Regions from separate parts of the Homo sapiens genome. Here region 2 is linked to region 1. Evidence: read pairs that join two places in POLR2A ChIA-PET (ENCODE). Cell type or tissue: OCI-LY7. All regions are shown on one strand. Each heading gives the region's core, and the rest is flanking DNA. Links, peaks and the distances in the headings are about the cores only.

Region 1 (2,902 bases), core at 176-2,675:
GGGAGAGACAGAACATGAACAAACAAGTAAAATATATATGGCCTGTCAGAAGGGAGTGTGTGACACAGAGAAAAGACATCTGAAAGAGGGAAGGGGACCCAGGGGTGTGGGAACTGCAGTTTTATTTTATTATTTTATTTTTTGGGGCCAGGCGTGGTGGCTGACGCCTGTAATCCCAGCACTTTGGGAGGCCGAAGCAGGCAGATTACTTGACCTCAGGAGTTCAAGACCAGCCTGGCTAACATGGTGAAACCCCATCTCTACTAAAAAATACAAAAATTAGCCAGGCATGGTGACACATGCCTGTAGTCCCAGCTACTCAGGAGACTGAGGCAGGAGAAGGGCTTGAACCTGGGGGGAGGAGGTTGCAGTGAGCCAAGATGACATCACTGCACTCCAGCCTGGGCAACAGAGTGAGACTCTGTCTCAAAAAATAAAACAAAAAATATTTTTTTGTTGTTAAAAAAAATAAAGACAGGCCAGGCACAGTGGCTCAAGCCTGGAATCCCAGCACTTTGGGAGGCCGAGCCAGGCAGATCATGTGAGATCAGGAGTTCGAGACCAGCCTGGCTAATATAGTGAAACCCTGTCTCCACTAAAAAAAAAAAAAAAAAAAAAAAATTATCCTGGTGTGGGGGCACATGCCTGTAGTCCCAGCTACTCGGGAAGCCGAGGCAGGAGAATTGCTTGAACCTGGGAAGTGGAGGTTGCAATGAGCTGAGATTGCACCACTGCATTCCAGCCTAGACAACAGAGTGATACCCTATCTGAAAGAAAGAGAGAGAGAGAGAGAAAGAAAAGAAAGAAAGAAAGAAAGAAAGAAAGAAAGAAAGAAAGAAAGAAAAAGGGTCTTGCTAAGCTGCCCATGCTGGCCTCAAACACCTGGGTTCAAGCAATCCTCCCTCCTCGGCTTCCCAAAGTGCAAGGATTACAGGTGTGAGCTAGTGATCCTGGCTTGCAGCTTTAAACAGTATAGCCAGGGAAGACCTCACTGAGGAGGTGACCTCGGATCAGGGTTTGAGGGAGCTGAGGGAGTGTTTACCCAGGAAAGTCCCCGTTTAGCATTGACACTGTGGACTGAAAATACCATGTCCCCAAAAACCCTTCAGTCCTGGGCAAACTGGGATGGCTGGCCACCCTAAGAGTGGGTCATGTGGCTCTCTTAGGAAAAGGCACTCCAGGCAGAGGGAACAGCAAGTTCAAAGGCCCTGAGGTTTGAACACGCAGGGTGTGTCGAAGATACAGCACGGAAAAGGGTGGAGGTCGTTTGGGAGGGGAGCAGAAATGGCTTGAAAGAGTTGGTGGGGGGAACCGGGCAGGGAGCTCATTTAGATTCCCACTCGGAGAGCCTGCTAGGGGTGCTGCCTTGTACCAATTAGTCTTAAGTGGCAGGGACAGGCCTTGCCTGGCCAGCTCAGCTTTCTAAGGCAAGCGAGATCAAAGATAGAATTTGAGTTTATCCAAGGTCATGTGTAGTCAACGAACACACACGCACACACACAGAGAGAGTATTTAGGGACTTCCCAGGTGGCCAGGGAGTTGAATTGCAGGAGAAACGGTGGCAGGAAACAGTGCATTTCTTTTTTTTTTTTTTTTTTTTTCTGAAACGGAGTCTTGCTCTGTTGCCCAGGCTCGAGTGCAGTAGCGCAATCTTGGCTCACTGCAACCTCCACCTCCCGGGTTCAAGTAGTTCTCCTGCCTCAGCCTCCCAAGTAGCTGAGATTACAGGAATGCACCACCATGCCTGGCTAATTTTGTATTTTTAGTAGAGATGGGGTTTCATCATGTTGGCCAGGCTGGTCTCAAAATTCTGACCTCAGATGATCCACCCACCTCAGCCTCCCAAAGTGCTGGGATTACAGGTGTGAGACACTGTGCCTGGTCTAGAGTGCCTTTCATGAAGGCCTCATAGAAACCATCTCCCCCTCCATGGATAAAAGAACTTCCTGGCTGGGTGTGATGCCTCGTGCCTGTAATCCCAACACTTTGGGAGGCCGAGCGGGGAGGATTGCTTGAGCCCAGGAGTTCGAGGCTGCAGTGAGCTATGATCGTGCCACTGCAGTCCAGCCTGGGCCACAGAGACTTCACCGGAAAATAACTTCATCCCATTTTTGAAAAATATGCAGCCTTCTGGATCTCTCATCCATTTTCCTGTCTTGATATGGACAGGAATTTGAGTAACATACAAAGACCAAGGGAGAAGGGACAGAGGTAGAGACAAAGACAGAGTCAGAGACCGAGGAGAAGAGAGAGAAATCCCTTCCCACCAAGGAGAGACTCCTTGAGTGCTGAGACCCAGCGACCCCAGGGCAAACCAGAGAGGGTGTTATGTTAGATGCCGTCTCTAGCAGTCACTGAGATCAACTAGAAACATGCCAGGGAGGTGGCCGTCATCCCAGACATCAGGATGGCTGTGGCTGTGTTTCAGTGGTCTGCGAAGATGCAGGGCTTGTGTAGCTTACTTGGCCTCTTGTCTCCCTAGCTCGCCCTCCCCTACCTGCGGAAGAGTCAAGGGAATGTCATCAACATCTCCAGCCTGGTGGGGGCAATCGGCCAGGCCCAGGCAGTTCCCTATGTGGCCACCAAGGTATGGCAGCCCCTACCCCTTCCTTCCCTCCCTACTCCTTCCCATGGGCCTTGGCTTTGAGTCCAGACAACTTAGGAGCCAGACCTAGCAAGATCTTGGCCCTAGAAAGTCTCACACCTAACTCCCAGATGCAGCACCCAGGCATAACTGCCTGTGACAGATTTCTGTTTTTTCTTTTCTTTTCTTTTTTTTTTTTTAAAGATGGAGTCTCGCTCTGTCACCAGGCTGGAGTTCAGTGGTGCAATCTCAGCTGCAACCTCTGCCTCCTGGGTTCAAGGGATTCTCCTGACTCAGCCTCCCGAGTAGCTGGGACTA
Region 2 (2,902 bases), core at 140-2,639, 1.1 Mb after region 1:
CCCAGTGGGCCAGGGAGAGGGGCCCAAGGCTGATGTGCCAACAAGAGGAGGGGTGAGGCGGCCAGACTTGAACGCCAGACTCAAGGTTTGGATGGACTCCCGCCAGTGACAGGGGCAGAAGCGAAGCCTGGGGAAAGCAGCTGAGATGGGGGAGGGGACATCAGGGCATGTTTCAGGTAAGTTCTGCTCATAAGTGTCTGAAGCCGAGTTGTGACTGGCTTAAGCACTTCGCTCGTGTAATGGAAAAGCCTAAGGGAGGGCTTCAGGCACAGCTGGATCCAGATGTTCTGACGTCATCTCCCTGAGTCTGTCTCCCTCTATCTCTCGTCTCTCCTTCCTTAGGTTCCCTACTACCTCTGGTGACTCACAGGACTGGAAGCCCAGAACCTCTATGTGGAATCCTAGACCACCACAGCTTTGGGTATGTGACACCCTGAAATTCTGTCCCTGGAGGGGGAAACATTCCTTCAGCCCCTAGGGGTTCTAGGTAAGGTCCCAGACTGGCAATGGGAGAAAAGACAGGTGGGTGGTTGTTAGGGGTGAAGCCTGACACCCTTGCTCACTGAAAAGCGGCAAGGGTTTGACAGATCTGTCTCAGCAACTTCTCGCCCTGCCCCCACCATGGCAGACACATGGCCCTAATGGCCAGGGACCCCTGTCCGCCTCCAGGCCCACTGCCAGAATCCACACCCTTCCCTCCTGCTCACCCTCTACCTTAAACCCCCCGTCTCCCACTCTCCAGGTCAGGAACCCCTGCTGGCTCCCGCTCCCCAACTCCAGTGGGCCGCAGTCCCGGTCAGGGCCAGTGTGGAGGCCTTTGTAACCAGTGTGAGCCACTCAAGTCTCACCAACTGACCCCCAAGCCACAGCCCCTAGACCTCCAGAAGGCCCCCTGGACAGACCTAGGAAGCGGTCTCCATGGACCTGCTCCTGCCCATTCAGAAAGCAGCACTAACCCGCTGGCCCTCCCAGGGTCTAGCTGTCACCCTGCCTGCTGCAGTGTGACCCCTTGAGGGATCCTGAGCAGGAGTGACAGGAGAGCTAGGGCCGCTTGGGACCTCCCAGACTGTCTGGTTCCTGGCACAGGCTCAAGGCGCCTCCTGGCGGCCACTGTCTCCCACGTCCAGATTCTCCTTGAACTTGGGCGGCCCTGCATTTGATGGTCACACAGGATCAGGGAGTGGGGGCATTATTGATCACGCAGGACCATGGTGGTGCTATGAGGTTGCTCCCAGCCCTGAACACCCCCTCCCCGGGCAGTTCTCAGCAATGGATACCCTGCCCCGGCCTCCTGGCTGACCCTCCTAGGGTGCCTTCCAGCCTTGTGTGGGCAGGCTGGGGAGTAGCTCATCCGCAGCCCCGATTCTCTCCCACACCCTCCCCGCCACCTCTGCTCAGTGCCCTGTGCTGGTCCCCACCCCCCACCTTTTTCTCCTTCCCCCAGACCTCCCTGCCTTTCACCTGTCACCTTTGGTCTACGTGCAACTCCTACCCAGTCCCACTGCCTCAAATGCCACAAACCCACACGCTGACCACACATCTCTCCCTGCCAGGTCCCCAGAGCTCTGGTTCCTGTGTCCGCCAGCTCAGCAACATCGCCGTTCACAAGCCAAACGGGAAGCTCAGGCCTAATCCAGCCAAAGCCTCATCTGAATTTCTCTGCCCCAAAACCTACTCTCACTTGAGTTGTGTCTACCCATTAACATGGATTTTTTTTTTTCTTTTTTCTTTTTTGAGACAGAGTCTCGCTCTGTCCCCCAGGCTGGAGTGCAGTGGTGGGATCTCAGCTCACTGCAACCTCTGCCTCCCGCGTTCAAGTGATTCTCCTGCCTCAGCCTCCTGAGCAGCTGGGATTACGGGCGCCCACCACCACGTCCAGCTAATTTTTGTATTTTTAATAGAGGCAGGGTTTCACCATGTTGGCCAGGAGTCCTCTGACCTCAAGTGATCCACCCCCCTCAGCCTCCCAAAGTGCTGGGATTACAGGCGTGAGCGTGAGCCACCACGCCCAGCCTTTTTTTAAAAAAAAAAAAAAAATAGAGACAGGAGTCTGAGCAAGATGGCTCATGCCTTTAATTCGGTCCTTGGGAGGCTGAGGCAAGAGGATCACTTGAGTCTAGGAGTTTGAGACCAGCCTGGGCAACATGGGGAGACCCCATCTCCACTAAAATAACAAAAATTAGCCAGGCATAATGGCATGCACCTGTGGTCCCAGCTACTTGGGGGGCTGAGGTGGGGGGATCACCAGAGCCTGGGGAGGTGGAGCTTGCAGTGAACCATGATCGCACCACTGCACTCCAGCCTGGGCAACAGAGCAAGACCCTGTCTCCAAAAAAAAAAAAAAAAAAAAAAAAAAAAAAAACTGTAATGCATGATTGTCTCTAGCACCTAAATAGAAACCACTCCAGGTATCTTACAGGGAATTGAGTGCTTACAAAATCATGGGAAGCTGGCCGGGCGCGGTGGCTCACACCTGTAATCCCAGCATTTTGGGAGGCCGAGGCGGGCGGATCACGAGGTCAGGAAATCGAGACCATCCTGGCTAACACAGTAAAACCCTGTCTCTACTAAAAAAAATTGAAAAAATTAGCCGGGCACGGTGGCGGGCGCCTGTGGTCCCAGCTACTCGGGAGGCTGAGGCAGAATGGCGTGAACCAGGGAAGCAGAGCTTGCAGTGAGCTGAGATCACGCCACTGCACTCCAGCCTGGGTGACAGAGCAAGACTCCGTCTCAAAAAAAAAAAAAATCATGGGAAGCGGAAGCAGCAGCTCTAGGCCAAGCCCTCAGAAATGACACCCAGGACAGCACTGAACTGACCCAGCAGGGGCACTGCTGTCTCCAGTTCCGCTGCTGGAACTGCTCGGTTCAAGGACGCCAGGTCCAGCTGCAATTCCGGGATCAC

The links. ChIA-PET counts read pairs that join two places held together with the same protein. Peaks named below come from ENCODE experiments on the same cell type or tissue, not always from the same donor. Only the 100,000 strongest peaks of a DNase experiment are listed, where the experiment ranks them.
Region 2: POLR2A ChIA-PET joins it to region 1 with 6 read pairs; 1 of 35 experiments calls an interaction of 5 or more read pairs at or near these places.

The regions. Positions count from the first base shown.
Region 1 is chr19:48,814,722-48,817,623 of GRCh38, reverse strand. It overlaps HSD17B14 (hydroxysteroid 17-beta dehydrogenase 14), which reads left to right. Exons shown (of 9, transcript NM_016246.3): 6 at 2,483-2,587. Among named protein-coding and RNA genes, the nearest start is that of BCAT2, 5.1 kb to the right of the region's middle. In OCI-LY7, for the core only: no CTCF peak of the experiment used is centred there; a DNase peak (open chromatin) is centred at 1,523.
Region 2 is chr19:47,764,260-47,767,161 of GRCh38, reverse strand. NOP53-AS1 (NOP53 antisense RNA 1) reads left to right here. Exons shown (of 3, transcript NR_132382.1): 2 at 343-421. Among named protein-coding and RNA genes, the nearest start is that of NOP53-AS1, 3.1 kb to the left of the region's middle. RefSeq lists a silencer at 716-1,010. In OCI-LY7, for the core only: CTCF peaks have their summits at 906 and 1,110 (motif pointing left); a DNase peak (open chromatin) is centred at 1,081.